Regions from separate parts of the Homo sapiens genome. Here region 2 is linked to region 1. Evidence: chromatin loops called from intact Hi-C (ENCODE). Cell type or tissue: Caco-2. All regions are shown on one strand. Links, peaks and the distances in the headings refer to the core of each region. The heading gives the core; the rest is flanking DNA.

Evidence for each region. Peaks named below come from ENCODE experiments on the same cell type or tissue, not always from the same donor. Only the 100,000 strongest peaks of a DNase experiment are listed, where the experiment ranks them.
Region 2: a loop joins it to region 1, with 2.4 times the contacts of the local background. A loop is called at or near these places in 6 of 110 quality-filtered maps.

What each region holds. Positions count from the first base shown.
Region 1 is chr18:8,776,482-8,792,672 of GRCh38, forward strand. It overlaps MTCL1 (microtubule crosslinking factor 1), which reads left to right. Exons shown (of 15, transcript NM_001395333.1): 4 at 1,352-1,411; 5 at 7,049-8,362; 6 at 9,455-9,610. Among named protein-coding and RNA genes, the nearest start is that of GACAT2, 77 kb to the left of the region's middle. RefSeq lists an enhancer at 14,030-14,553. In Caco-2, for the core only: no CTCF peak of the experiment used is centred there; a DNase peak (open chromatin) is centred at 10,530; H3K27me3 peaks cover 115 bases.
Region 2 is chr18:8,723,886-8,740,076 of GRCh38, forward strand. The region is part of intron 3 of MTCL1 (microtubule crosslinking factor 1); the gene reads left to right. Among named protein-coding and RNA genes, the nearest start is that of GACAT2, 24 kb to the left of the region's middle. RefSeq lists enhancers at 475-1,058, 6,526-6,820. In Caco-2, for the core only: no CTCF peak of the experiment used is centred there; DNase peaks (open chromatin) are centred at 6,716 and 8,886.

The DNA of each region.
Region 1 (16,191 bases), core at 6,627-14,626:
AATTTCTTGTCTATAATGTAAAACTAGGCAGGGTTCCCAGGCACTGAAGGACACAGCCAAGGCCTTCATTTCACATGGGAATAAGTTATGAGCTTTGTAAGATCTTTAAGATAGAGGTTTAGCCATGAGTTGGAGTGGGTTTCCTGAGAATTTCAAAACCTAGTTAGGTTTTCTCTGTAAACAAGGGCCGCCCTTCTCTTCCTTCACACCACTTTTTATCTGGCCACTCAGGAAACACTAGTTATTTATTTATTTATTTATTTATTTATTTATTTATTTATTTATTTATTTTGAGACAAGGTCTTGCTCTGTTGCCCAGGCTAAAGTACATGGCTATAGGCCTGATCATAGCTCATTGCAGCCTCGAACTCCTGGACTCAAACAATCTTCCCGCCTCAGTCGCCCTAGTAGCTGAGACTACAGGCACATGACTCCACACCCAGCTAAGTTTTTAAAAATTATTTTTTGTGTGGCTGGGCGTGGTGGCTCACGCCTGCAATCCCAGCACTTTGGGAGGCTGAGGCAGGTGGATCACGACGTCAGGAGATTGAGACCATCCTGGCTAACACGGTGAAACCCCGTCTCTACTAAAAATACAAAAAAAATTAGCCAGGCGTGGTGGCAGGTGCCTATAGTCCCAGCTACTTGGGAGGCTGAGGCAAGAGAATGGCATGAACCCGGGAGGTGGAACTTGCAGTGAGCTGAGATCACACCACTGCACGCTAGCCTGGGTGACAAAGTAGTGAGACTCCATCTCAAATAAAAAACAACAACAACAAAATTCTTTTTTGTGGAGACAAGGTCTTATTACTCTGTTGTTCAGGCTGGTCTCAAACTCCTGGCCCCAAGTGATCCTCCCGCCTTGGTATCCCAAAGCATTGGGATTATAGGCATGAGCCACTGCACCTGGCCAGGAAACACCAATTAATTCTCACATTAGCCCAAACAAAACATGATTTGGAACGTGAACCAGCTCCAGAAATATGAGTTATCTGTTTCCCAAACTTCCTGCCTTTCTCCTCTTCTTCTTGCCTTCTCTGCACTGTTAAAGTTATCCCAGCCACTCTCCTTTTTCATTAAACTGAACACTTAAGGAATACCCCAAATACAATAATTAGGATTTTAAGAATCTTAAGATTCAGAGACCTCATCTAACTTCTCCAACTGCATTTACACATTGATGCTTCTTGATTCTAAAGCAAGAAACAAATTTACACAAGTTGTTTCTTGATTCTGGTGGGAAACAGCCTCCGTTCAGTGTGTGTGTCCCCACCCATGGGGACGATGTTTGCTAATGCTGGCTATCACGTGTGAGCCCTTGGTCACAGAATGTCACTTGGATCTATTTCAGAGTTCCCTAAAAAGAAGAAGCACTCGGGAAATGTACAAGGAGAAGAAAACCTTTAACCAGGTAAGCAGAGGTTTTCATTCTAATGTTACATCTCCTATAAGTGAAGTCAACTCATTTTGAATGTTTTTCAGTAAGTGTTAGCTTTGCCTTTAAAACATCCAAAGAAACATTACCTGCCCAAACACGTGGACTCATTCCTAACCTCCACAGTGTGAACATTTTCTTTGCAAACCCACAGCTCCTCCCTCTTGTTTCTCCCTCACGCTGACAAGCTGGTGATTTCTTCAGGAAAAAGAACTGGCTTTGTGTAAAACAGAATTAAGTGTAGTTTGGGGGCCTGACAGTACTTATAAATGGTAAAAAGTGTTTTGACCTTCAAAGTCATCCACACAGTGAAATGAAACAGCCACTGTGGTGTCGAGTCATTCATAAGACATTGTTTTGAATGTTGTTGTTTTTTAAATGTGCAAGCTGAACGATATCTTGAATGGTCCTAATTGAAGGTAAAATATTCTCAGCCTTTTCTAGATGCACAGTATGTATTCTTCAAAACTTTCTTAGCTTTTCTGTAAAGCTGTTTTACTGGATTCTGTTTTTAAATTGCTGCTAGCATTAGGTGGTGGAGAGAACAAAGGTGTTATTGGGATATCAGCTCACTGCACTCTGAGAGCAAGTAGTAATTAGAGAGACACAATGAGTCGGGGTAACTAAGAGCTCAGCAACCTCCACCGACCTCCTGCAGCCCTGTCCCTGTGAATTCCCCTCTGAAGGATCCCCTGGGTTTCTCCATTCTCCAAACTCACTGATCCCCAGGGCATCATTCAAGGGGGGGCAGGCCCCTGCAGCAGCAGAAAGCTCAACTGTTCCCTTCCACCCTCCCCAACCTCCCAGTCTCATTTTGGAATCCATTAATAACAGGGAAATTAAAGTCTGCCATCCCGTTGCTGGGTGCTTATACTCTTCTGGGCTGAGAGTGTTTTCAGTTGACTGGCTCTTGCCCAGGGAAGATCTTTTCCTTAAAAGGGGAAATTCTGCCCCATTGTGAAATGAACAGCATGGAGTTGCATTCGCCCTGAGGGTAAAACAGGCCAGGAACAGGAGCTGCTGCTCCTTGGGCGCGTGTCAGAAACCCTGGTACCTGGGATGCGTTGAGCCGCCCACCCAGCCGGTGGGATTATTGAGGAAGGAGTTTCTGTTCAGCAGAATGGTGGAATGGAGCGCCCTGGGAACTGCAGGCCCGCAACCAAAACCCAAAGGAAGCTGGCGCCCCGGCGCAAGGTAGGCACGTGGGCAGTCACCCGCTCAGGGTGCTGGCTGGACGGCTGACTTGCAAGCCAAAGAATATATACAGAGAGCGATATATTTCTGTTGCTTGACAAGGCCTTTCCCGCTGGTGGTGATGGTGGTGGGCCCCTGGGTGTCTCCCCTCCTGGCCATGCCTGCCCTCTGCCTGCAACAGGAATCGTGTGTCATATGGAAAGTTGGACTTGACCTACTTTCATACCACATTCCTGGGGCTATCCAATGATCTCTCGAAACCAGAAATGATATGCTTCAGTTTAGACTCGGCCTTGAACCCCCGCCTCCGCTAGACTCTTGGCAGAGTTTTAAGAAGTCTACGGTTACAAGATAAGATGGGCATCCAGCCTCCCGCTGCCTGAGCTGAAGCTGTGATTCCACATCTTATGAGAAGGAGTGGCTTCCCCTACTCAGAACAGGCCGAGCTCAGCTTCCCTCAGGCCGCCCCTCTCCTGTACACAACACCCGGCAGGTGCAGCGGGCCCTGCTCCAGCTGCCTCGACCTCACGGAAGACGTCTGACTCCTTCATTTAATATACACTCTCCCATGGCTTCCAGGACAGTCTTTCTTTCAAACCCTGCTTTAGTCTTGGTGGCAGGCCTCATAGTGCATGTGTGGTTGTTAAGTAGAAATGACAGCATGCTGTCATGCTGACAGCTTTTTTCTTTAAGGAACGAGAAGACGTTTTGGACATTTTATCAATCCTCAGGTAATCTACAAATTGACCCTTGTTAGAGTATGTCATAGGATCTTGCTGCTTTAACTGACCTGGGTTTAGGTTCATGGAGACGGAGGAGAATTGTTCTATGATAGATTTGTAGTGGATGGTGGACAGAGGGTGATGGTGTGAGGTTGAAGGTTTCCAGAAATCAAGGTGATTTGAGGGCTCTATGGGGACCTTCTGCCTGCATGAGGGGGTGCAGATAAGCACGTATAACCTCCAGCGTGTTTCAGGACCCTTCAGAGATCTTACCTCCTTCCCCAATTTTTCACTTCAACTTGTTGGGGAAGACCCCCAGGGGTTGGTCGTATTACCCTGAGCCTTCCTTGTCATATCATTTTTCCCCTTCCGTGGGGTTTGTGGTGAACAAGGAGGGACCAGGCAGAGTGGGACTGCCTGAGTCCCTGGTCCACACGCCTGTTTGAGCCAAAAGCTTCCCGCACCATGCAGGCAACTCTGCCCCTCGCCTGCACCTCCTGGACTGGCTCCACCACATCAAGGCCTCACCAGCTGCAAGTTTCCACGGATGCTGGTCACAGCAGGCGGCCCTGCCCCCACCTTGTCCAGCCCAGTCTCGAGCCCCAGGCTCAAGAAGGGTGGAGAGTGGGGCTGAGTTTCCTTGCAGCTGGACAATGCTGCCCTCTGTGATCTCTGCTGCTGTGGATTTCTCTGCTTTAGAGGTGGAGATGGGATCATTTAGATGATTTTTGACAATGGACAGACACTGGCTCTCAAGTTAACAATGGGGCTGAGGGCACTCCCCTGTTTTCTGGTCCCAAGCTTTTAAGTGTTTACAATCCATTTCCATTGATAGATATTTTAGCTTAAACTCCATTCCTTCATGGGAACAACAAAGACCTGTCTATGTATTTGGATTTCTTACAAATCTGTGTTTAACAAAAATTGAAAAGGTGCTTGTGTTTGCTGTACTTTTGAAAGTTCTAAGAAGCTGGGGTTGTTTAAAAGTAACATGCCAACTTCTGGTACATACTAGGTACTTAATAAATATTTCCTGAAAGAATGAATGAACAAGGCCAGGTGTGGTGGCTCATACCTGTAATCCCAGCACTTTGGGAGGCTGAGGTGGTGGATCATCTGAGGTCAGGAGTTTGAGACCAGCCTGGCCAACATAGCGAAACCTCATCTCTACCAAAAATACAAAAATTAGCTGGGCATGGTGGCACACTCCTGTAGTCCCAGCTACTCGGGAGGCAGAGGCAGGGGGCAGGAGAATTGCTTGAACCTAGGAGGCAGCGGTTACAGTGAGCCAAGATTGCGCCATTGCAGTCCAGCCAGAGTGCAGACTCCAGAGCAAGACTCCATCTCAAAAAAAAAAAAAAAAAAAAAAAAAAGAATGAATGAACAGATAAACGAGCATGCTTTTCCTCTAGTATTAGTATTAAACACAACGTATGCCTTTTACAGCCCATGTATTCTGTGTAGGTTCTTTCAAAAAATACGTCATTACCCCAGCAGCGATGATAGCATAGCCCATTTGCCTCAGTAGTTGTGAGTAGGGCAGACAGCCTTACTTCAAGTTAGTCACAGGATTGCTTTTTATGTCTACCTAACCCAAACCCAACCAAATCCTTCATGTGATAAGTTCTCAGAACTCAAAGACCATGTGACATTTATATGTTATTCTCCTAACGTGCAAAGAAGGAAAAAGACTCTTTACCGGCTCCTTTACCCAATACTAATTGTGTTTCAGACAAATAAGAAAATTAATTTCAGGGAGCTAGAGCATGGTGATTTATCATACACAAACCAGTTTATATATAATAAATACACTTTTTAGGTTTATGATTTATCATATACAGACCATTATTTCATTTGACCCTCACAACGACGTTGTGGTTAAGTGAGCATTCCTGCTTTAGATACAAAGAGACAGGTTCACCGGGGCTCTGTGATGAGCCCAGGTCCCTTAGACAGTAGGAGGGGCAAAGCTAGGACTCCGGGCAGCATGTTTGACCCCAAGTCCAGCAGGCCTGGTTTTGTCCTCAGCTAAGAGATGACAGTGGGCGTGTCATCCTCCCGAGGACGCACAGATAGCGCCAGGGCAAGCTTTCCCTGTGGCAGTGGCTGCACACTTGGTCGTAGGTGTTGGGCTGAGCCTTCCTGGTCATATCGTTTTCCCCCTTTCCATGGGGTTTGTGGTGAGCAAGGAGGGACCAGGTAGAGTGGAAGGAGGAAAGTTGGGAGGCGCCGAGGGAGGCATTTCTCTTTCTGCCAAATGATGAGTGTGCGACCAGACTGCGGCAGAGAACGAGCCATGCTCTCTGAGTGTAAAAGCTGCATTGTGAGCACACGTGACGATCCGAAGGAGTTAATTCTCCCCCGGGGGCTGACTTGTTCCACAGAAGGGGCGACAGGCCTGGAGAGCAGTTTGAAGCCTTTTCCTCCACGAGGGCTGTGGGATTTGACTCCCGCAGTGCTGTTGTTGACAGTTTCTCTGTGTGATGGGGGAAACCTTTGCTGAAGCCTTTTGAAACTTTTGATGGCCGATCAAAGAGGAGTGATTCGTGAAATCGGTTATTTTTCCCATCTGCTGAATGTGAACAGTAAAACGTTTTTGCAAAACCAAAACGGGGAGTTCATCTGGCTTCAAAACAAGGAGACCAGCCCTGCAAAGCAGCGTTGACTTTCCACTGGACCCAAAAAGTGCCGTTTTGACCTCAGCCAAGCATTGCAGGCTGTGAACAGCAGAGTCAGCTTTTGAGGATCCTCCAGAACCCTCTGGAAGCCCTATGAGGACACTTCTTAGGTTTTGATACACTTGACTCTATCCAACACTTACCTCCTTGCCTTGGGTCTCTGGGTTTAATTTCCTGCTGTGTTATAGCAACTAAAGGGAAAGGAACGTAAGTAAAGGCTCTGAAGTTGCACTTGCATGGCAAGAGGCTGCAAGGAGCTCAGGTGTCTGGGTCTGCAGTACCCAGTGTGTACCCAGAGCTCGGTACTGACTCAGTACGTGCCTGGACTTCCAAACACCTTCATGCTCATACCTCATGTTTTTGTCATGTCATTCTTGTGGGACATTAGGGCTGGGGAGACCGGGATGGGGAGAAGCGAATTGCCCTGTCTCAGGTACCTTAGGAAACCAGGGGAAAGCTGAGCTCTCATTTGGGGTGGCCTGACTTCCCCATCCTGGTCAGACCTTGTGGATTGTGGGCCACTTTGAAAGAGGGAGGTCTGCACGTTGGAGGTGGTGAGTGCAGCAGGGTGGAACCCTGTCTGCCTGCACCAGGCCTTGGTGAGGGGTCCTGCTGTCTCTCACTGGTGCTGGTGAGTAACCAGGTGGGATCCAGAGAGCAAGGAGGGGTTGCGCATTCCCGCTGGGTTTTGGGCCTCATTTCGTTTTCCCTTCTTTGCCCATAACTTGTATGATGGTTTCCACGTGCACTTTTTTTTTTCCAAACTAATTTTTTTTTGTTTCTTTTGCTTCTGTGGCAAAGCAACAAACTGTAGGCCTTTCACAGGCCCCCTCCACAAAGCCCCTGGGCCCACCTCTGCTTTGTCTTGGCTGTTTCTCTATGTAACTCAGCGGCACCGATGGGAAGATCGGTGTTTGATGTTTGTGTGCATTGGGGGCGAGGTGTGAGGGGAATCATGAAAAACACGAACATTTGGTATTTTCAAATAACCCTTCTCCCGGGCTGTTCTCTCCTGGCAGGATGACAGTGCCGATTTGAGGTGCCAGCTCCAGTTTGCCAAAGAGGAAGCCTTCCTGATGCGCAAAAAGATGGCCAAGCTAGGAAGGGAGAAGGACGAGCTGGAGCAGGAGCTCCAGAAGTACAAGTCCCTCTATGGGGATGTGGACAGTCCCCTGCCCACGGGGGAAGCAGGCGGGCCCCCCAGCACCCGGGAGGCCGAGCTGAAGCTGCGGCTAAAGCTGGTGGAGGAGGAAGCCAACATCTTGGGCCGGAAGATCGTGGAGCTGGAGGTGGAGAACCGTGGCCTCAAGGCAGAGATGGAGGACATGCGGGGCCAGCAGGAGCGGGAGGGCCCGGGTCGGGACCACGCACCCAGCATTCCTACCTCACCCTTCGGTGACTCCCTGGAGTCCTCCACTGAGCTCCGCCGCCACCTGCAGTTTGTAGAAGAGGAAGCGGAGTTGCTCCGGAGGTCCATCTCCGAGATCGAAGACCACAACCGGCAACTGACCCACGAGCTCAGCAAGTTTAAGTTTGAGCCTCCCCGGGAGCCGGGCTGGCTAGGAGAGGGTGCAAGTCCTGGTGCCGGGGGTGGGGCCCCCCTGCAGGAGGAGCTGAAGTCAGCCAGGCTGCAGATCAGCGAGCTCAGCGGCAAGGTGCTCAAACTGCAGCACGAGAACCACGCGCTGCTGTCCAACATCCAGCGCTGCGACCTGGCAGCCCACCTGGGGCTGCGTGCCCCCAGTCCCCGGGACAGCGATGCCGAGAGTGATGCGGGCAAGAAGGAGAGTGATGGGGAGGAGAGCCGCCTGCCCCAGCCCAAGCGGGAAGGGCCTGTTGGCGGGGAGAGTGACTCGGAGGAAATGTTTGAGAAGACGTCGGGCTTCGGGAGCGGGAAGCCATCGGAGGCCAGCGAGCCATGCCCCACGGAGCTCCTGAAGGCCCGGGAGGACTCTGAGTACCTAGTGACCCTAAAACACGAGGCCCAGCGGCTAGAGCGGACGGTGGAGCGCCTCATCACGGACACCGACAGCTTCCTCCATGATGCGGGGCTGCGGGGTGGTGCGCCCTTACCGGGGCCTGGCCTCCAGGGCGAAGAGGAGCAGGGTGAGGGGGACCAGCAGGAGCCCCAGCTGCTGGGGACCATCAACGCCAAGATGAAGGCTTTCAAGAAAGAGCTGCAGGCCTTCCTGGAGCAGGTGAACCGCATTGGGGATGGCCTATCCCCCTTGCCCCACCTCACAGAGTCCTCTAGCTTCCTCTCCACTGTGACTTCCGTGTCCCGGGACTCCCCCATCGGGAACCTGGGGAAGGAGCTGGGCCCAGACTTGCAGGTAAGGGGGCTCGTGGCTTCGCCTCCCTGCTCCGCCTTGCTCTTCCTCCTTCTCGCTGGCATTGCTGCACTCGGGCTCACGCTGCTCACGGCTGCTTGGTTATGATTTCAAACCTGCATTGTACTAAAGCCTCCGGGGCAACCGGATCCTCTCTCTTGGTTGGGCTCCGTTTTTTTTGTTTTTTTTTTTTTTAAGTTCTCTTGTATTGCCTTGTTTCTTTTTCCTTTCTCCTGTCTTATTTTTAACTGCGCCGCGGCTCATGGTTTAGAGGCCCTCCCAGACACGAGGCTGAGCCCAGTGGAAGCGATAGGGCTCGACGCATGCCGGCCTTGCTCCTCTCTTGGTATCTCAACCAACCAGCCACCCGCTGAAGAAGCCGTGAGGAGGCTAAGACAAACGCATGTCACAGTCAGGATAATTAGCAGACTCGCTAACGAGCACGTCCCTTCCTGGGTGTGTTTCAAGGGACACAGTGCAGTCCAAGGCCCTAGGCAGCCCAGGCCCCCACTCCCACTGGAGGATCAGCCAAAGCGGGCGAGGAGCACGGTGCTGAGAAGGATGGTTTTGGTGGAAAAGCTCTGCTGGCTCCTGCCGCCCTGCCGCCGCTGGGGAGGGCGCGGAGGGTCTCCGAGGACTGCTGTCCTAGCCTCGCCTGGGTGCATGGCCCAGCTGCCGCCCTGGACTGTGGCTTTGGCTGCTCGACCCACAAGTAAGGAAGGAAGAGCCTCGTTTTCCGTTTCCTTCACGGGTAGCGTGCTTGCGGTTGAGTTCTGGATTCACGCATCGCCATCGCATGTGCCCCGTAACCAGTGTTTTGCACCCCCACTTTCTCTTTTTGCTTTTCAGATGTGTCCACCCGCCCCTTTGCTCATCCTCATCTTGGGTCTGTTTTCTTCACTTTCTTACACCACTGTCTTTAAGCCTGTGTTTCTGTTCGTGCTGTTCTTTGGTCGTTTTCTCAGTCGTCTCCCTTGTCCATTTTTGTTTTCTTTATCCCCCCTCCCTGCCTCCACCCTTGTCCTTTGTTTGTTTGTTTTTTTGTTTAAAATTTTAAAGAACAACAACAACAAATTCCTCCCGTGCACCTAACAGTCCAGACTGAAAGAGCAGCTGGAGTGGCAGCTCGGGCCGGCCCGAGGGGACGAGCGGGAGAGCCTGCGCCTCCGAGCCGCGCGGGAGCTGCACCGCCGCGCAGACGGGGACACCGGGAGCCACGGGCTGGGAGGCCAGACCTGCTTCAGCCTGGAGGTCAGCGTGGGCAAGCAATCCCCCCCCCCCGCCCTCCCCCTCCTTTTTCTGTGTGGCTGGCTGTGTGACGTTTTCTGTCCCGGACGAGGCCCTGAGGGAACATGGCAGGAGGAGGTGGAACTAGGTGGAACTCACTTGACAGCAAACCCATTTTGTGGCACTGGGACAGGCAGGTGTGCGCAGGTGCCTGCGGTGAACTGCTGTGCTCGTCAGACAGAGGGACAGCTCACTGTAGGCACTGTCCACCTCCTGTTTCCGCAGACCGGGAGCACCTGGAAGTAGGCTGATTGGTGAGTGCGCAGTGGCTTCTTGTCCAGTCGCAGAGAAAGAAGGGATGAAAACCCAGCACGGGCTTCCCTGCTCTGGAGGAAACTCTCCTTAGAGTTCCCCTTTTCAGCTCTTTGTTGCCTGTGTCTCATGTGACCATCCCACGGTCTCGAGTGACACTGCTGGCAGGTTGGTAGAATCAGGGAGGCTCGCTCCTGACCTGTGGGCACCCCTAGCAGTGTCTGTCACCACAGTAACCCGGTATACACAAGGCTTCAGCCACCACAGAGACCATGGTTGGAAGTGTTGTCAGCAGCCTGGAAGAGTGAAAGCTCTTAGATGCGGGTCACCCGACCCGGGACAGAAAGAGGGGATCCCCGAGGAGCTGTTGAATGAGGAAGCACCTTTAAAAGTCCAAATGCTGTGTCAGTGTAAAGTATGAATAATAGAGAATGCAATGTCTTGCCATTGGGGACTGTCAAGGGGGAAAGCGTGTCACAGCCCGCCTAGTCAGGGGCCCAGTTTTCCCTTCCCACTGTAGCTCTTTCTTCTTTGCCATGGGCTGTTTCTGGAACCACAGCTCCGGCTACACAGGGCGGCCCCCTTCCCTTTGATGGCTGGTTTTACAGGAAGTGCGTCTCCCTTCCCGAGTGTTCCGTCCTTCAAGGTGTGTCACACATAGCTGTGTGCAGTTAGAGCCTGTGTCAGAGAGCTCTCCTCCTGGATTCTTCCTAGGTCCTTATTGTGTAACCTGGAGCAGTGATAAGTTGTCACCATCATGAATGCATCGCATAGCTTCAGAAACTGGGAGTGATTTGGGAGAGAGAAGCATACTTAGTTGAAGCAAACCAAATACTGAGGAGCAATAAAGCTTCACAAGAAGTAGATTAGCAGAGTGAGCTGGTGCCATGTGACAGCACAGGATCTCCAAACAATGCAGCTCAGAAGGGAACAGCAGGTCTTCAGATGAAGTCTCTCATTCTGCGGATGAGAAAAGTGAGGCCTGAGAAGTGAAGCGGCTTGCCAGTAAGCCCTCCTCCTGGTTGGTGGCAGAACTGGGTCTAGAACAGCCTCCAGCCAGCTGCAGCCCCCGCTCCCCAGCACATCCCCGGAGGGGCCTGATCTGCAGTAGTGGGACGGCTCTGCACTGACCCCTGGGTGTGTTTCTAAAGAGTCACTCTAACGACTAATTGTACAGCCGCTGTCTTGCCATGGAATGGCACCTTTTAAAAACATCCATCTAGTTTCTTTTAATTTTCTATATTTTAACAAGAGAGCTAAAAATCTCCATAGTGAAAGGCCAGGTCTAGGGAGCGTCATTTCCTAGAAGGGGAAGCAGTATGAATCAGGAGTTTTAAGCAAACATCCCTCATTCTGATGTTTTTTATTCACAAAGACATTTCACACAGAAAAGAAAACTCAATTATGCTGCAAACACATCCTATTTTATTTTATTTTTTAATAAGGCATGTTCTGGAGCCACTTTGAATCTCCACAGTGCTTCCTTTTATTAGAGAAGCTGGATGTGGATCTGTCGCAGAGCCTGGGTCGGGAGAGGCCGCCCTGTCCCTGGTGTGAATGTCACTCTGACAGCCTTGTTAGTTTGGTCTTTGAATATGACATTGTGTTAAAGAATTGTACAATGGATAATTCTGGGGGCAGAACTCTTAAAAGCCTTTTAATGAGAATATCCCTGAATTTGCTGCCAACAATTGCTTTCCCATGAGGCTCTAATGGAAACAGTACACAAAGCTCCCATAAGTCAGCCCAGCAGCCCGGCCAGAGACTCACACAGACCCCGCCGGACTAACTGGGGGAAAGACAACATGGACACCTTCATGCAGACTGAGGCAGGGCTGGAGCTGGAGGTCCTGCCGGCAGCTTTCTTTGCTCCCTTCTACATTTCCCTTGAAATAACCACGGATTTTGCCCTCAGGCCAACCACGACTCTACCTGTGTGGATCCCCTTTAGCTCTCTGCCCGTAGCTCCTCAGGGGTGTGGGAGGGGGCCCAATAGCACACCTAGTATCAGCGACATCAAAGAAGAAACTTTTCCAAATTTAAGCAGAAAAAGGATTTGTTCCTCAAGCTGCACTTACAAAATGCCTCTGTGTCTTCTGCCTTATGGATTTTTATATTTGAGGAAAGAGGAAAGAAGATAAGTGATTATTTTGAAAGATTGAGGCATTTTGGCCCGACCAAAACTGTGACTACTACTCATAGTTGTACCAGCAGCAGCAGTTGTAACGCTAAAGAGGAGAAAAAGAAGTGCATTCTTACACATGACACATGTTAGCAGATTGCAAATCTGGGCAGTGGAGGAGCCCTGCTGCTCAGACACCACCATTCACTAAACCTGGGAAAGGGGCGGCCTCTCCAAGGCCGGCATTCTTATAAACAGCCACAGCCAGAGCAAACTGAAGTCAGAACCCACGGACACCCACTGACACATCAATGCAACCACGCAAAAATGAACTGCTAAAAAAACACTTCAGGACGAGTGTTTCTGCTGCCTGCTCTTCTCAGGAGATATTAGCGAGATGCTCACACTGTGCACTGGACTCTTCCCTGACTTCACTCCCTGGGGTTCCCATCAAATGTGAGACAATCACATTTGTTAAGAGAGAGTGGTGTGTAGAATGGTTTGGAATGTGCGAGGCACCTTAAAAATAGTCCTGAATGAGAAGTAGCCATGCACGGACGCTGGTCAGATTTCAGGTATAAAGGAGACCAGGCCTGTGCCCAGAGGATTGAGTTTCTGGGTCAGAAATCTCAAAGAGCTCTTCTCCTCAGTGCCTGCTTTTATCCTTCAATCAAGGAAGCACACAAAGCACTCACAATCCCACGTGCCTCAGCTGTGAAATGCCAGCCACAAGGAAGTTACGTGGGGTTTTATGCCAAGTATTTGCACTCATGTGTTGGCCTCATGTACTGCTTTTGAAATAAGTGGTTGCAAAACTGGCCAGGACAAAATGGAACCCTCCAGAAAATGAAGCCATGGTCATGGTGATGGAATTGTCCTAATAGAGGAGTAGCATTGCTAGGCACTCTAGTGATGGCCATGAAAAGCCTTCCTTTTCTGTTTGTGTTTGAGATTGTGAAGTTATCTTCTTAAGTGTGGGAAGTAATTTGTAAGCCACTTTCTCTGGAGGTAGGGAAGTTAGCCTTTGTCAATCAGTGTGGGATGCAGCTCTATTGGGGAAGACATGGACGGGAGTTCCGGAACACTGACGTGGGGAGAATGGTTACAATTGTCAAGACTAGTGTCTCAGCAGCCTCGGAAACAAGTGAGGGTGGTGGTGGTTTAGATAAGCTGCTTTAATAGGGAGATCAAGATGAATTTGATGTATAATCAGAATCCTAGGTAAGTGAACAAAAAAAGGGTTTTTTTTAGAATCAAACCTTTGGGGATTGGGTGGTAAAGGGAAATATTTATTTTTTTAGAAGACATTTATGTGTCATGTGAAACTTTTCTCCAAATGTATGTGGTTGTATGCAGTTGTGTGGCAGTAGAGTAATTCTAGGCTGAACCTTTTGCCATAGCACGTTTTGTATGTTGTTTTTTGTAACATTGGAGTGACGTTGGCATCCCAGCTAGGGGCAGTTGTCCGTGGGAGTTTTAATATTGCATTAGCAAAAATGGACAATAAAGGAAAATGAAACTTCTGATAATCAGGAGGATCTAAACCTGTCTGCTGTTGGGCAGGCAGCAGTCTCCAGAGACAACACTGGAGCCATCGTAGGTGAGTCCGACTTCCCCAGTGAACTGGCTCAAGGACCTCCCTTTCTGTGACTCTTCAAAGGTGTGGTTCAAACAGAAGAGCACGTTTTAAATCCAATGACACTGAAGTATGAGCTTCATATATTGTTTCAGATAAAAATGGCTTCTTAACATATATATTATTTATTAAAATTAAAACCAAACTAAATAGTTCATGCAATGTATAGAAACTAAACTAATAGATCTTTGCTTTTCTTAAACAATAAGCTTGATTAGGATGTCTGTTTTTACACCTAATAAAGCTTTTGGCTAGCACCTAATGCATTAAATAAGAAGGATTTTTACATTTTGAGTTTATAGAGTAATGTGTAGCTGGAAAGTAAAGCTGGCAGGAGAGCAGCCTAGGTGACCTGGAAACAGTCCTGCACGGAACACCTGAGAGAGGAGGGAAGCCCCAAGGGCAGATGTGGCCGCTGTGTTTACTGCTGTATCCCCCACGCTTTAGATGATGCCTAGCACTGGAGGTGCTCAATAAATATTGAATAAAACACTGCATAAAATAGAAAGTATCCTCTTAAATACATCGCTGAATTCCCAGGAAATTTAGGGGAATCTTCAAGAGTTGGAATTGATTTTAGATTTGAGACCCAGAAGGCCAGGCACGGTGGCTCACGCCTGTAATCTCAGCACTTTGGGAGGCTGAGGCAGGCAGATCACTTGAGGTCAGGAGTTCGAGACCAGCCTGACCAACATGGTGAAACCCTATCTCTACTAAAAATACAAAAATTAGCTGGGTGTCATGGTGGGTACCTATAATCCCAGCTGCTCGGGAGGCTGAGGCAGGAGAATCGCTTGAACCTGGGAGGTGGAGGTTGCAGTGAGCCGACGTCACGCCACTGCACTCCAGCCTGGGCGACAGAGCGAGACCCTGTCTCAAAAAACAAGCAAACAAAGAACTGAGAACCAGAGTGGTCTCTGTGGCCCTTGGGTGGGTGGATTAGGGAGATTGTTGCCAGAACTGGTAACTGGGAGCCTTGGGTTTCAGCAGCTCCAAGGGAACAGGAGATGGGGCCTGGGCCCAACATTGCAGGGAAAGAAAGGAAATGAATGAACAAGAGAAGCATCTGCCTGCTGGCCCCAGGGCAGGGAGCAGGGAGGCAGCACTGATACTTGTTTCCCCAGCATGAGCCTCTGGATCAGGAGTGGGAGGACTGAAGCTGGCCTCACCCAAGGTCAGGCTTTGAATTGATGTTACCAGTTTGGTCCGGGAATCCCCAAAGAAAGGGATTTATGTTATGTTGCTAGCTCCACCAAACAGGAAACCAATCTGGAGGCACATCCTCCACCCAAATCCATACTAGATCCATAGATAAGTGCCCCTGGGAGATGAAGTCACACAAGCCAGTAACGTCCAACAGGGACACAAGTTGGCAGACACGGCAAATAGCAGGATTCAACCCTAAGACTGCAGGTAATAGAATTATCAGATGGACGCTATCAGATAAGTGCCTACACAGCTATTAAAGGCAAGCAAACAGGAGAAGAGTATGTCACCATCATAAAAGACCACACATTTTCTAAATAATAGACCTTTTGGAAATGCAAAATTAGTCATTGAGGTCAATTCAACATGTAGGGAAATGCATCTTTTCAGAGAACCCCAAACAATGCTGAATATGTATAAGAGACTATAGTAGTCTCAAACAACTAGCAAATCAAAGAAGCATTTAATGCTGTCAGAAATTACTGAGTTTTTTGAAAATAAGATGTTTAAATCTCTAGCTTTCAAAGTTTTATGCTGAACTTGGTGAATCCCCAGTGTCTGATTTTCTGTCTCCGTTCTTCTTTCCTTAATACCCCTTTCTCATATCCCCAGTACTAAGGGAGGTGCTCTGCTCTTTTATTTTTTGCATTTTCTGTTCTTGGGTATGATCTTCACTCTTGACTACCCAGGTACCGATTAGGAAGAACAAACAGTATCCTCAGGGAGAAGTAGTAGATAAGTTAAAGGGACTCAGAATGAACCAGTGAAACCGCACGTATTTTATTGCAACAATCTACTCTAATTCCCAGTTGTATAAATCACCTGTCTTCAAGTAGCATAATCCAGTGGGTAAAATGTCATGCTTACATTTCGATGATGCCTGAGATTTTTAGCATAAGAGTGTTTCCATCTCTAAAAAGCACATTTCATGTGCCTGACTCCTCTATCATGGCATTAGAACATAAAAGGTAGACTTTACCAATAAAAATCATGATACAGATTCCACCACCTGTCTTTAAACGTAGTAAGTACATCTTTGTGCGATTCCCTGTAGACAACATGTGCCGTTGGGAGGCCTGAAGCCGTGCATCTCTGCTCATTGATGAACCCCCACCCTATTGCCCTGAGCATCGGTGTCAGACCACCTTGATAAAGACACCCTCGGTTGAGAAGGAAAAACTCTAATAAGAAAGCATATGAAAAAATTAATTATGCAACACAGAAAGACCCCATGACTTAGAGAAGGAATCCAAGAGGCTGACGTGTAATAGGTGGTCATGCTTGCCTCGGTCATAGTCGGCTCTGACCATCCCGGCGTCCAGAAGCCAC
Region 2 (16,191 bases), core at 2,681-10,680, 57 kb before region 1:
AACAGAAGCCAGACATACTGTTCGATTCCATTGATAAGAAATATCCAGAGTAGATAAATTCATATAGACGGAAAACAGATTCATGGTTTCCTGGGGCTGGGGAGAGGGGAGAAGCGGGACCAACTGCTTAATGGGTAGGCGGTTTCCTTTTGGGGTGATGAAAATGTTTTAGAGCGAGATAGAGGTGGTGGCTGCACAACACGAGAATGTACTCAGTGCCACTGAGCTGTGCACTTGAAAATGGTTTGTTTTCTGTTACGTGAATTTTAACCTCAGCACTTTGGGAGGCCGAGGTGGGTGGATCACCTGAGGTTAGGAGTTCGAGACCAGCCTGGCTAACATGATGAAATCCTGTTTCTACTAAAAATACAAAAAATTAGCCAGGCGTGGTGGCGCACACCTGTAATCCCAGCTACTCGGGAGGCTGAGGCAGGAGAATTGCTTGAACCCAGGAGGCAGAGGTTGCAGTGAGCCGAGATCGCGCCATTGCACTCCAACTTGGGCAACAAGAGCAAAACTCCATCTTAAAAAAACAAAACAAAATAAAAACATTTTTCTTTCTCCACTCTATCCGTACTTTTACCAGTCCCCCACCTCAGACGAGTATTTGAGAGCTGAAAGTGTAGGCTGACCATACACGTTGAATGTGTACACGATTTCTAGTCCTTTCCTTTTGTTTTCTCTACATGCCAAAATTCTGAACATGTCACTCTGCTTAAACAGGCAGACTTGCCTTGGCTTGTCTTAACTCTTTTGCATGACACAGCAGCCTATTACCCCCTAACCCATCCCCGGCTCCCTGTTGGGTTTCCCACTCCAGGGCTGTAAACGTTGGCCTGAAATGGGAGAGCAGTTTAGAATGATGACTAGGACTGTGTGCTCTGATTCTTTTTGAACTACTAGAGGTGTATCTTTTAAAAGTTACTTTCTCTATTGATTAAAAAAAGGGCTGATCTGGCTAGAATTATCCCTTCCCACTAGCCAGCTTGCTTGCTGGCATCCTGTGCCTATTCACTCTTGGAGTCTGTGACCCTAGGCACCCACACGCCCTCTGCTTGTACAAAACTCAAACAATTTTCATCTTTTTTTTTTTTTCTGATATATTTCTTCTAGTATTCAACTCTACCTATAGTGGAATCTCTCAAAAAGTAGAAAATGGTTAACCTTAGCTTAGTTTCCACTTCTTAAAGATAGCCCTAATTCTTTCACTGAACAGTATTTCATTCTACCCCCAATTTTTAGAGTTCTATTACGTGCTAGACACAAATAACAACTAGCCAGGTTAGCCAGCACTTATACGGGACTATATACATGTTCTAGATCATTCCAGTGAGCTCAGGTTATTGAAAAGAGTCCGAGGGAACCAACTAAGAGACGACTTCTTGCGGCTGCCTTTCCTCAAGCTCAGAAAATGACATAGATTCCCTGGGTTTGGTTGAGACTTCTTTTGTGCATAGTAAATCATCAGATTTTGTAATGATTCCTGTGTGCTTGAGACGAATGTGTTTTGGGGTGCAGACTTTGATTTAAATCTGTTAGATTGAAGACTTCAATTGTAACCCACAGCAAAAAGGGCATCATCACTCAATATACAACTATACAAAGGTTTTACAAATACACAAAGGTTTAACAAAGTAATGCTTAACTTTGTCATTTGGGGTACACTCTGTTATTTTCCATTCAGCTAAAAAAATTTTTTAATGGTGGTTATAAGATTGATTTATAGTTCATTAGTGTGTTGTTGCAATTTGGAAAAATGTATTGACTCATTTGTTCGCTGTATTCAAATTTTCTATATCCTTTATAGCTTTTGGTCCCATTATAATTGCGCATTTTAATTTTATTCTTGTAATTTGTCAAACTTTGCGTTATGTATTTTGGTGCCATTTTCTTTTTTTTTTTTTCTTTTTTTTTTTTTTTTTGAGATGGAGTCTCTCTCTGTCGCCCAGGCTGGAGTGCAGTGGCACGATCTCGGCTCACTGCAAGCTCTGCCTCCCGGGTTCACGCCATTCTCCTGCCTCAGCCTCCGGAGCAGCTGGGACTACAGGCACCCGCCACCACGCCCGGCTAATTTTTTTTGCATATTTAGTAGAGACAGGGTTTCACCATGTTAGCCAGGATGGTCTCAATCTCCAGACCTCGTGATCTGCCCGCCTCGGCCTCCCAAAGTGCTGGGATTACAGGCGTGAGCCACCGCGCCTGGTCTTGATACCGTATTTTTAAGTGAAAACAGATTTAGGACTCTTCCTTGTGATGAGTTATTCCCTTTATCAGTTGGTAATGACCTCTTTATTCTAATGTATTGCTTTTTGCTGTAAATTCTTTTTTATCTGCTTTCATCATCTATACCAAATTTCTTTTGGGTAGTATTGGCTTGGGATAGCTTTTTTTTCTTTTTTTCTTTTTTTTTTTTTTTTTTTTGTCTTAAACAACAGACATTTATTTCTGACAGTTCTGGAGGCTGGGAAGTCGAAAATCAAAATGCTAGTCAATTTGGTTCCTGGCGAGAGCCCTCTTCCCTGCTTACAGATAGCTGCCTTCTTGCTGTGTTTTCACATGGCAGAGAGCATGAGGGTGAGAATAAGAGGAGAGAGAGAGAGAGAGAGAGAGCGCGCGCGCGCGCAAGAGCGAGCGAGAGAGAGCGAGTGCGCATGCGCGCGCGCAACAAGCAATGTTCTGGTGTTTCTTCCTCTTTTCATAAAGATATTAACCCCATCATGGGGCCAAGGCCCCACCTCCATAGAACATCACGCTGAGGGTCAGGGCTTCCACATATGAATTTGGGGGAGGGCATAAACGTTCAGTCCATAATAAGGGGGAGAGTGGAGGAGGCAAGTTAGGAGGCTTCTCCAGTAAATCCTTGAGAGAGATGGTGGTGGTTTGAACCCCAGGGTTTTGGTAATTCTTTTTAAAATTTCTTTAAATTTTAGATTCGGAGGCATGTGTGCAGGTTTGCTGCATGAGTATCTTGCATAATAGTGAGGTTTGGGCTTCTAGTGCACCCACCACCCGAACGGTGACTGTACTCAGTAGATAATTTGTTTAAACCCTCACCACCATCCCGCCCATTCTCCCCGCTTAAGGACTCCCCAGTGTCTATTATTTACATCTTTGTGTCTATGTTTACCCATTGTTTAGCTCTCAATTGTAAGTGAGAACATGCAGTATTGGATTTTCTGTGTCTGAGTTATTTGACTTAGGATAATGGCCTCCAGCTCCATCCATGTTGCTGCGAAAGACAGGGTTTCATTCTTTTTTATTGCTGCGTAGTATTCCATGGTGTATATATACCACACTTTCTTTATCTAATCGTCTATTGATGGATACTTAGGTTGATTCCATGATTTTGCTATTGTGCATATTGCTTCAATAAACACATGAGTGTAGGTATTTTTTTAATATAATTTCTTTTGGGTAGATGCACATTAATGAGATTGCTGGGTTGAATGGTAGTTCTATTTTTACTACTTTGAGAATTCCCTATACTGTTTTCCATAGAGCTGTACTAATTTACATTCCTACTAACAGTGTATAAGAGTTCCTTTTTCTCCATATCCATGCCAACATCTGCTGTTTTTTGATGTTTTAATAACAGCCATTCTGACCGGTGTTTGATGATATCTCATTGTGGTTTTAATTTGCATTTCTCTGATGATTAGTGATGTGGAGCATTTCTTCATGTTTCTTGACCAGGTACATGTCTTCAATTGAGAAATGTCTGTTCATGTCCTTTGCATGGCCTGGGATAGCTTTTCTATGGTTTCTTTAGTTTCATTTTTCTATGTCATTATGTTTTCAGTGTATTTCTTCTGAACAGAATGTAGCTACATTTTTTAAAAATGGGATCTGAGACTCTCTCTTTTTTAAACTGATAAATTTAATGCATATATAAGCATTGTGGCTACTGATGGTTTGAGTTTATTTCTGTCATTGCATTTTATGTTCTTTATTTTCCCTGCTTGCTCCTTCTCTCTCTCTCTCTCTCTCTCCCTGCTTCCCTCCCTCCCTCCCTCTCTCTCTCTCTCTTTCTTTGACTTCTCTTTGAGTTTTTAATTCTGTGTCTTAGTTGGGAAGTTATACATTCTATTTCTGTGATTTTAATGATCACTCACATGTTTAACATGCATGTTTGAATTGAAGTTTAAAACTAATCATTAGCTGTATTCTCCTCCTGAAGAATACAGCCATCTTAGAAAGCTTCAACTTTAATCAAATCTTGTCTTTCATATGTTTTAGTATCATTTTAGTTTCATCTTTTTAAAATGACCTTTTAAAAACTTATTTAATAGCTAATGCTTGTTTAGATTAATTTACAGTTAATTTAATTGCCTATTTGTTTACTTATCATTGCTTCTTGAGTGTTACTTCTCTGAGTTCAGTTTCCTTCTTGCTGATCTTTTAATACATCCTTCAGCAGTTTTTTTCAGTTAGCAGTATTGCTTTCATTTCATATTGTCTTGAAATCTATTTAGTTGGGTGTGGAATTCCAACACTTTGAAGATAATATTTTATTATCTTTTGGCTCATTTTGCTGTAGAGAGGTCTGCTGTCAGCATAATTTTTATTTTTGAAGCTAATCTGTCTTCCTGATGACTCTTATACTTTTCTTTTTGTGTTTGGTATTCTATAGTTTCAGTCCACTTTATCTAGATTTATTCTTATTTTGCTCAGCATTCACCGTCAGTCTGATTAAGTCTGTCATGAAATCTGGAGAATTCTCACTCCGAATAGTGTTCGATAGTGAAATTTTCTCTGAATTGTATTTCCTTTCATCACCTGTATTCTTTCTAAAACTTCTGCTAGTCCCATGTGGGGCCTTCTTATGTTGTCCATTCTTTTTTTTTTTTTTTTTTTTTTTTTTTTGAGACGGAGTCTCGCTCTGTCGCCCAGGCTGGAGTGCAGTGGCGTGATTGATCTCGGCTCGCTGCAACCTCCGCCTCCCGAGTTCAAGCGATTCTCCTGCCGCAGCCTCCCGAGTAGCTGGGATTACAGGTGCACGCCACCATGCCCAGCTTTTTCTTTTTGTTTTAGAAGAAACAAGGGTTTCACCATGTTGGCCAGGCTGGTCTCAAACTCCTGACCTCAGGTGATCCACCCACCTCAGCCTCCCAAAGTGCTGGGATTATAGATGTGAGCCACCACGCCCAGCTGGATTGCTTGCTTATTGTACTGTTTTTTGAGACAAGGTCTTGCTGTCTCCCAGGCTGGAGTCCAGTGGTGTGATCACAGCTCAAGGCAGCCTGGACCTCCTTGGGCTCAAGCAGTCCTCTCGCCTAAGCACTTTCCACCCCCACCCCCGGCCCCGAGTAGCTAGGCTAGTGCCACATGCCCAGCTAATTTCCGTATTTTTTGGAGAGACAGGGTTTTGCCATTTTGCTCAGTCTGGTCTCAAACTCCTGGCCTCAAGGGATCCTCCTGCCTTAGCCTCCCAAAGTGCTGGGATTACAGGCTTAAGGCCTGCCTGTTATATATTTTTTTTCATTGTTGAGTTTTGAGAGTTCTTTGTACATTAAGTTAATTAATTAAAATTTTTTTAGAGACAGGGTCTCCCTCTGTCACCCAGATTGGAGTACAGTGGTATACTCGTGATGTACTGCCACCTTGAACTCTGGGGCTCAAGGGATCCTCTGCCTCAGCCTTCTGAGTAACTAGGACTAGAGTTATACGCCACCGCACCCAGCTGACTGTAGAAAATCTTTTGTAGAGATGAGGTCTCACAGTGTTGCTCAGGCTGTCTCAAACTCCTGGACTCAAGTGATCCTCTCACTTTGGCTTCCCAAGAAGACAAATATATATATATATATATATATATATATATATATATATATATATATATATATATATATATGGTTTGCAAATATTTTCTCTTACTCCGTAGCTTGTCTTCTCATCCTCTTACAAGGTTTTCTCAGGGCAAAAGTTTTTAGTTTATGAAGCCCAATTTAAGAATGATTCCTTTTGTGGTATCAATTTTAAAAGCTCTGTGCCTAACCCTACATCCTGAATATTTTCTCCTATGTATTTTTTGGAAAGTTTTATTGTTTTACATTGCACATGTATGTCTGTGATCCATTTTGAATTAATTTTTGTATATGCTATGAAACTTAGGTCAAGCTTCATTTTTTTGGCCTGTGAACACCCAGTTACTCTGGCACCGTCTGTTGAAAAGGCCACCTTTCCTCCATCGAATTACTTTTGCATTGTTGTCAAAAATCAGTTGGGCACATGTGTTTGGGTCTGTTTCTGGGTTCTCTGCTCTGTTCCATTGATCTCTGCCAGAGCCACCCAGCCTTGATCACTTAGCTATATATGTCCTGAAAGTGCTTTCTTGGTGCGGAGTCCGTGCCAGCCAGCAGATCCGAATCCCATTTGATCCCTCAATGGCATTTTGGCCCACTCACCTCTTTGCCTTTTGGTATGTCTGTGTCTCTCTACACAGCCCCGTCCTTATGAAACGCTGGATAAATATTTGTTCCATGGGTGAAGGTTTTATCATCTTTATTTTTCCCTTGAGAAAGAGCCAAAACATTATTTAAAAATCTCTTGCTGAGGAATTTCTGATTCTTTATATCATTACCTAAGGATAGTTAATAAAGGCCAGTAATTCCACTGTAGGTCAAGTTTTTTGACAATGACTGTGAGTCATGAAATTGGCCTGTTTGGTTAGTGATAAGCGAAGCCGCTTCTGTTCATCAACTTCCTGAACGTCAGCCAGGCTCCTCGCTGGGCTTGGACAACGCCGGCTTGTCCCCTGTGCGCTGTACAGCTGCCTTCTTTTTATTTCCTGTGCAGTCTCGCCCACAGCACTGCAGGCTCCGGGGGACCTTTTAGGGCAGATTATGGCACCCTTGGGATGGCTACCTTGGACGCAGCGATGCTGTGTGAACATTACTTTGCAGACTTCCTGAGAGATTGAAGATCCATCTATTTCTCTCCTTCTCTAAGACAGCCTTTCTTGGAAGATGGGAATCTCTGATAATGTGCAGGGCGTTTCAGCATTTTACCTACACGTTAGAATGGAACCTCTGACTTGTAGTGAAACAGACACTGTGCTTGCTGCTTTTCTTAAAAATAATTGGCTGGGTGCGGTGGCTCACGTCTGTTTTCCCAGCACTTTGGGGAGGCCGAGGTGGGCGGATCACGAGGTCAGGAGATCAAGACCATCCTGGCTAACACGGTGAAACCCCATCTCTACTAAAAATACAAAAAATTAGCCGGCCGTGGTGGCGGGCGCCTGTAGTCATAGCTACTCGGGAGGCTGAGGCAGGAGAATGGCGTGAACCCGGGAGTCAGAGCTTGCAGTGAGCCAAGATTGTGCCACTGCACTCCAGCCTGGGCGACAGAGCAAGACTCCATCTCAAAAAAAGATAAAAAAGTAAAAAATAATAATAATGATAATTAAAATAGGCTGGGCACGATGGTTCATGCCTCTAATCCCAGTACTTTAGGAGGCCGAGGCGGGCAGATCACCTGAGGTCAGGAGTTCAAGACCAGCCTAGCCAACATGGTGAAACCCCGTCTGTACTAAAAATACAAAAATTAGCCAGGCATGGTGGCAGGCGTCTGTAATCCCAGCTACTCAGGAGGCCGAGGCAAGAGAATCGCTTGAACCTGGGAGGCAGAGGTTGCAGTGAGCCAAGATCGCGTCATCGCACTCCAGCCTGGGGGGCAAGAGCGAGACTTCGTCTCAAGAAAAAAAATAATAATTAAAATATAGACAGCACATATTTCTGAATAATTTAGACTTTCACTAGGCAGTAAACTGCATCAAATTTGTAGCATTGTCTGTGCTATGGGAAAAATAGAAACTACTGCTCTTCTCAAAAAAAAAATTTTTTTTTGAGACAGAGTCCCACCCTGTCACCCAGGCTGGAGTGCAGTGGTGTGATCTCAGCTCACTGCAACCTCTGCCTCCCAGGTTCAAGTGATTCTCCTGCCTCAGTCTCCTGAGTAGCTGGGATTACAGGTGTGCACCACCACACCTGGCTAATTTTTGTATTTTCAGTAGAGACGGGGTTTCATTATGTTGTCCAGGCTGGTCTTGAACTCCTAACCTCAAGTGATCCACCTGTCTCAGCCTCCCAAAGTGCTGGGATTACAGGCGTGAGCCACTGTGTCCCGCCTCAAAATTTGTATTTGATTCTCTTGGGGTCTGTTGAATTTATATGCTACAAGTCATGTTATTGATGTAATATAATTTAGGTAACTTTATTCTTTTAATCTTCATTTTTTTTGAGACAGGGTCTCGCTCTGTTGCCCAGGGATCATGGCTCACTGCAGCCTTGACCTCTTGGGCTCAAGGGATCTTCCTGCCTCACCCTCCCGAGTAGCTGAGACTACAGGCGTGTGCCACCACACCCGGCTAATTTTTTTGATTTTTTAAATTTATTTATTTATTTATTTTTTAGTAGAGACTGGGTCTCATCATGTTGCCCAGGCTAGTCTCAAACTCCTGAGCTCAAACAATCCTCCCACCTCAGTTTCCCAAAGTTTTGGGATTACAGGGGTGAGCTGCCGTGTTTGGCTAATTTAGGTAACTTTTATCTTCAAGTGCAGAATCAAGAGTCAGAGAAATAGAAATGCTTAGAAAATACTCCATAGGATTCTCTACGGCCTGAGTGCTGTTTCTTGGTGTTGCTCAGACTCAAGTGAGCCATCGTACGTTGAAATGGTATGATTATGAGCCAAATAAGCAAGTTGTGTTGTTTTTTTCTCCCTGGTAATAAAAAATCATTCGCATTGAAAAGACGCCGAGTCACCCATACATAGTTACACAGCCCAACTGAATGTCTCCCTGTTGGGCAGGTAATCAGGCAGCACTTGAATTCTGACCTGAGAATAAGCCCCAGAGAGAGGATGGACCCCAGGTGCTGGCAGGGTGCCGCTCCCCATGGCTGTTTGTACAGGGTGGTTATTCTCCCCTGAAAGAATGTTGGGGGTGGGGGCAGTTAGGTGTGTGTTTGTTCCTTGCATCGTAGATATGCTTTCGTGTGACCTTCAGCAGTGTTCCTGGGACAAGGGGAGCAGGAAATGGGGAGGGCATTCATCAGGCAGTTGGCATTTGAACGTAGACACTGTTCATCTTTGGGTGCGGATGTGCTCTGGTTGCCCAGGCAAAGCCGTGTTCATTGATCAGACATCTATCTGTGTACTGTTTAGCACTCAACAGTTGCGGGTAGACCGTTGCCAGTTGTTTTCGCATCACACGTGGCTCATCTCTCCTGGCAGGGGGGAGGAAGGTGAGAGCTGAGGACGCAGTGCCTGGGAGCCAGGGCGCAGGGCAGCCCTCGGGACTGTCAGACCACCTCGGGGGCTGAGGTGAGACGAGGCCGGGGAGTGTTTGATCTTCTGTGTTTATTCATGGGCATTAGTAAAGCTTTTTTTCATAAATGAGAGAAACAAAATCACTGCTGAAAAATCCTCCATGTATTGTTTCTGTAAACTATAGGAAACATTAAAATTTGAAGATGATATGGTTTTTCACAAGTGCCTGTCTGTATCTGTGTCGGCCTCATTTTTTGTTTGTTTGTTTGTTTGTTTTTGAGAGGGAGTCTCTGTCGCTCAGGCTGGAGTGAAGTGGCGTGATCTTGCCTCACTGCAACCTTTGCCTCCTGGGTTCAAGCGATTCTCCTGCCTTGGCCTTCCCGGTAGCTGAGATTACAGATGCCTGCCACCACACCTGGCTAATTTTTGTATTTTTAGTAGAGATGGGGTTTCACCATGTTGGCCAGGCTGGTCTTGAACTCCTGACTTCAAGTGATCCACCCACCTCGGCCTCTCAAAGTGCTGGGATTACAGGCGTGAGCCACTGTGCTTGGCCGTTAGTATCCTGTTAATGATTGAGAACCTCAAGCATTGGCACTGAGGAGGCTACAGGAGCGTCCTCGCAGGTGGGAGTGGGCCGGCCAGCTGGCTGGGTCAGTGGTGGGGCTTGGCCAGGCCGTTTTTACTTTTCAATCTTGAAGTAACACTCAGAGTTTCTTGTTTGTTTCCAAGGGTTCTCATGTGTAGGAATCTTGGTTTGGGTTTGGATATGTCGTTTTTATCTTCCCTTGAGAAAGAGCCATAAACATTATTTTGAACTTATTTGTAAACGAGGTTACTCACAGGGTCACCTAAGTAATAAGGCCCAGTTGTCATCTAACCCTCGTGGAAACATTACAGGTGAGGGTTGCTAGAGGAATCACTTGAGTAATCTGCTTGGAGCAGGGTTTCTCTGCTGTCGTTTTAGACTGGGTCCTGCTTCGTTGTGGGGACTATCCTGTGGACTGCAGGATGCTTAACGGTGTTCCTAGCCTCTGCCCACTAGATGCTGGTAGCACCCCCCCTCCCCAATTTGTGGCAATCAAGAACTCTTTTCCTCCTCCAACTCCGTTGAAGCTTTGGAGGGAAGAGTCATCGCTTGACCCTGAGTACTTTGTGTTGAAGGATTTCAACTGTCTTGAAGGATTTGTTTGACAAGATTGTGGGTTGGCTGCACAAGGTTTGTTCTAGCACCTTAGGAAAACTCTCTTGTCTCCCTTCTTACTGTCTCAGGTCACACCCTGCTCCGGAGCCATCCCCGTGAAGTCTCCAGCTTGGCTCATTATGTATTTTCTGAAGGGTACCCTGCATTTTCTAGCTGATTGATGAGATGGGTAGAAGGTGATACCCATGTTCACCTTTGCTCTCAACCTTTTGCAAAACACCCTTTTAAGTGACTCTAGATGTTTGGGCCCTTCTCTGTGGGAAGATTAGAGGGCGGCAGTGCCAGGAGCAGGTTTTGACAAGTGGTTTCTTGTGCCGTCACTTTTACTGAGGTGGTGAAAGATTGTACAGTGCGTGCCTGGGATCAAGCCCTTTAGCTGGTGATGCCAGGCCCTGGCTGCACGGTAGCATCCCTGCGGAGCTTTTAAGAATCCTGCTGCCCAAGCTACACCCTGGCCCCTACATCAGACCCTGGGGGTGGTGACCCAGGCATCTGTGGTTTTTAGAACTTCCCTGGTGGTTTCAGGTCAGCAGCAGTGTGCCTGCAGCATCTCCTTTACAGAAACTTAACAATTTTCCACCAGGAGAGGGTCTGGGAGTTGGTCAGATTAATGAAGGGTAAATGTAGGAGTTTCCCAAACTGGCGTTTTGTGAACATGAGGCTTCGGAGTCACTTGTTTGGACAAATGACCTCTGTCCATCAAAGCCAAGGCCCCAATTTAGCTAGGATATATAATTACTCTAATAAGTTAATAAGTTCACAGTCATGAGTTTTATATTTCCAGGACTACAGAAGTTGTAAAGGACAATAACTGTATGGTTTCCTGTTACAGTTTTCCTAAAGCAAATCCAAGGTCAGATTCTAGCATATGCATGAAGGTGGCCTTTGTCTATGGTGGATTTGAACCTGCCACTCATCAGTTCTACTCCACTCCTCTGCCACCTTCAGTTTCTTTTCTCCTCTGTCCTCTTCCCCTTTAGCTCAGCTAAAGAGCACACTGTTCTGGCTGTTGTGAAAAATGGCACTGAATCTGTGTGGCTCTGTCCTCTGGGTCACTGGCAGATGGAATCTAACAGGACAGGAACCCTTGCCGGAATGTGGGTGGTCTCTGACCTGTCCTTCCTGGCTGCCTTTTTCAAGCCATCCCCTTCAAAGGCCGGGTTTCATTTGATCCCTGCTGCTCTAGGGGTGGTAGAACACATTTTCTGTAAAGGAGGAGGTTCAGGGGAGTTTGCCAGCCTGGGCAGGCTTACTCTGTGCATTACTTCTGGAAATTCCTCTAGTTGGGGGGTGGGCATGGAGGTAGGGGTGGAAGTTGAATGAAAGCAGGAGATAGAGCGTGTGAGCTGAATGAGTGAAGGCCCGCTGAGAGCCACGGGCTGAGTGTTTCCCGATGCTCAAAGCAACTCAGTGTCAGGGCACACCTCCCCTTGAGAAACTCAGAGCTCAGGGAGAGTAGGTGGCGTGCCCCCGGTCATACAACTTGTGAATGGCAGACAGGACCTTGTGCCAGTAGGAGCCATTGACTGTAGGGGACAGAACAAATGCTTTATATATATTTTTTTTAACCAAAATATCTTTTCCTTTTCTGAAAAGAAATGGGGAAATTCAGCAGTATTTGTGTGAAATGTATAAATTTGCCTACTATCATATATTAAGGCTGTGTGTGTAGGAAATAAAGAAGACAAATAATTAAGTCCTTCTCCTCACTTTTTAATCCTGTGTCACATAAGCAGCCGGGGTATAGCTGCTTCCATGGACAAATCGTATTTCACCTGCTCTGCCATTGATTGAAAGGTACACCATTAGGAGAAAGTAAAACATGCTGCCAATTACATGATGACATGCCATAGATCATAACATGCAGCCTGATTTCAGAGATGTTAAAATGTGACATCATGCATCTTAAAATCAGTGAAATACGGTATGTGTAGATGCTCCTTGACTTATCATGGGGTTACATCCGATAAACCCATTGTAAGTTGAAACTATATTAAGTCAAAAATGCATTTAATACACTTAGCCTACTGAATGTCATAGCTCAGCCTCGCCTGCCTTAAACATACTCAGAATACTTACATTAGCCTACAGTTGGGCAAAATCTTCTAACACAAAGCCTGTTTTATAATAAAGTGTTGAGTGTCTCATGTATTTATTGCAATACTGTGCTGAAAGTGAAAAACAGAATGATTGTACAGGTATTTGAAGTCGGGTTTCTACCAGTAATGTTGAAAAGTTATACCTGGAACCATCATACATTGGGGGCCTTCTATATCCATGTATTTTTTTTTTTTTTTTTTTTGAGATGGAGTCTCGCTCTGTCGCCCAGGCTGGAGTGCAGTGGCTGGATCTTGGCTCACTGCAAGCTCTGCCTCCCGGGTTCATGCCATTCTCCTGCCTCAGCCTCCCGAGTAGCTGGGACTACAGGCGCCCACCACCATGCCCGGCTAATTTTTTTGTAGTTTTTTAGTAGAGACGGGGTTTCACCATGTTAGCCAGGATGGTCTCGATCTCCTGACCTCGTGATCTGCCCGCCACGGCCTCCGAAAGTGCTAGGATTACAGGCGTGAGCCACTGCACCCGGCCTATCCATCTATTTTTAAAGTTCCCTTGGATAAGCCCTATTATGCAAATATTCCTACCTGAGTAGAAACCTCAGGAGGCATGAGGGGATTTAAAGAGCTATTTGCTGCTATGTCTGACTCCAGAAGACTCCAGAAGACACCTTTTTGCAGTGTTCCTATGAGCTGCACTGGATATTGCCTGTAACTCTGCATGTTCCCTTCTACTGTGCAGTAAAGTTCTGGACGGGACATTCACACACAGGACGCTGGCATCACTCTTCACTTTCATCTTCAAAGCAACAAACCAAACTAAGAGAGTAGCTGATGTTCATGATAAAGTTTTCTTGAGCTCTTGCACTAGGCTCTGTTTTGACATTTAGTAAATAGCTTAAACAGAGACAGGGAAGTTTAAAGAGTTTTAAGGATGGGTTTAGAGAAAGCATTAAGAAGCTACCTGTGGTAATCTCACTTCGTACCTGTATTTAAAATTCACAGCTGGTTCCAACAGCTTCTTATATCTTTAACAAACCCTGGGCCAGGCAGTGAGGGGCATGTCACGGCCATGGGGTCTGGGCTGGCCATCAGGGTGCATGTTCTTGAAACTCTTCTCAGAACCTGATTGATAGCAAGTGAAATGAGCAGAAACCATCGAAGATGCCAAGCAGGTGACCAACGCGAGGGCAGCCAGGCATCTGGGATCTCCGTCAGTTTCCTCAGGACTGAGACGATGACTGAGGGAATGCTTTATAAACGATGCAGGCTAAGGATAGAGCACTGGGTTCGAGTCCCATGACATACCCATGGGGGGAAAGTAGCCCTTGACTACTTTCAGAACTGTTCAAGAACTGGGGTCGTGCGGGGCTCCATAACCAACTGCAGGACAGAATCTGCTACTAAACCAAGGTCATGGCCCATCTGACCCATGACTCCAGTTGGCCGGTGGGCTGGCTTTCCTGTCTGTTGCTTTATGGGGCCATGTGAGCATGATGAGAAAAAGTGAGTTTGGTTTAGGCAGCCATCATGTCAGTCTCGCCGGAGTGTGTTGGTCTCGAAGAATCAACATATGTTTTCATTTTTCTGATTTCTCCTTCAATAGTATTTAAGAAGCAACAGTTTAGTCAATAATTTCATAGCTAATATCATTTCCTTCCAAAAGAGTTTTGCCTGGTCTCACATTTCCAAACCAGGAGGCCTCTCCTTTCTGTTGGGTAGCTACGCAGTGGGGTGGGCTTCCTCTCACCGCAAAGCTTAGGGGCCCATTCCCACCTGGGATTTGAGGTTATTGGTGCAGTTTTTAAAAATAATTGTATGCATTAATCATCTGCTAGAAGGCAGTATTTGTTATTCTTATTAAGTTACTCTATATACTAATATTCTTTGGATTTATGGGTATTACACATGTGTTTACATATAGTAATTCCCAGTTTACATGTGGTGGGAAACTCATGAGTAAGGAGGTGATTTCTGTATTCTTTTGTAAAATCATTTTTGTAGGTACTTTTAATGTGAAGCCCTGTGGGTTTATAGCATGATTTTGAGGTGGTGCTCTTTCATATTTTGAGACAGAGATGTTGGCCAATGGACACCAATAATTTAAAAATGACCTTGGGAGAGATTTGGAGGTCCAGTTGACCTCATATGATTAGCGGAGAACAAAGGTGTGGCATTTCTTTTGCTTTCAGAATAGAAAATAGAGACACTTCTTTTGAGTTTCTCTTCCTTTTCCTCCCCACAACACAGTTTTGCCCAATAACTGCTTTTTAAAGTCAGGTTAGACCTACCTGGTGCATTGATAAGGACGCACTGCTTTGAGAGTGGATAGGGAGGCTCACAGAGTCCTTCTTGGCTAACTTCCACTCTGCAGCATCTATGACATCTGAAAACTAGGCTCAACAGAGTAAGAAACCACAAATTAAAACCTTGGGCAGCCAGTGCTATGTTGAAGCGAGAGTCCACTTAACTCATAGATGACATTCCTGAAGTCTGGACTTAGTATATTTTGGTGCATGTCACTTGTTCATCTAAAAAAAATCATCCTGGCCAGGCATGGTGGAGCACGCCTGTAATCCCAGGCAATTGGGGAGGCCAAAGTGGGAGGGTTGCTTGAGGCCAGAAGTTCGAGACAAGCTTGGGCAACATAGCAAGACCTTGCGTCTACAAAAATTAAAATTAAAAAAATTAGCCAGGTGTGGTGACATGTACCTATAGTCTCAGCTACTTGGGAGCCTGAGGCGGAAGGATCTCTTGAGCCCAGGAGTTCCAGGCTGTGGTGAGCTTTGATGATACCACTGCACTCCAGACTGGGCAACAGAGTGAGACCCTGTCTCTAAAAAAATTAAAAATTAAAAAACACCCTGAAATATGGGATGCTCAGGGGTGAGGATACTAGTCAGGAGCAGGCAGGGGCCTATTTCACCAGAAAGCACACCCTCCAAGCACGTTTGGGGTGGGCGTGCATGCGCGGTGGAAGAGAAGCAATACAGAAAGGTTTTCTGCTAGAATATGAATGCGCTTCCCCCTAAGAGTTCCTGTGCATATCTGCAGTGTTTATGAGACACCCTACACTGCCTAGGATTCTTCTTTTCATGTTAATAATAAGACTGCATCTTTCAGAGATCAACAACAACATCTTTCATATTCAGAGAGGTCAGAGTAATTGAGAAACTGGCAAGTTCAGGGAGAACACTGTGAAACAGCACTGTGTGATCATACAGCCTTCTGCTCAAAGGGGAGGTCTGTGTGTGGGTTTTAGTACTGATACCAAGAGGGCTGCCACAAATATCTGCATTAAGGAGATTGTTTTGTTTGTTTGTTTGTTCGTTTGTTTTTTTTTGAGATGGAGTCTTGCTCTGTCACCAGGCTGGAGTGCAGTGGCCTGATCTCGGCTCACTGCAACCTCTGCCTCCCAGGTTCAAGCAATCCTCCTGCCTCAGCCTCCCGAGTAGCTGGGACTAAAGGCGCACGCCACCACACCCAGCTAATTTTTTGTATTTTTAGTAGAGGTGGGGTTTCACCATGTTGGCCAGGATGTTCTCAATCTCTTGACCTCGTGATCTGCCCGCCTTGGCCTCCCAAAGTGCTGGGATTACAGGCGTGAGCCACCGCGCCCAGCCAAGGAGATTGTAAAGAGGAAAAGAGGAAATGAGAGTAACATTTCTT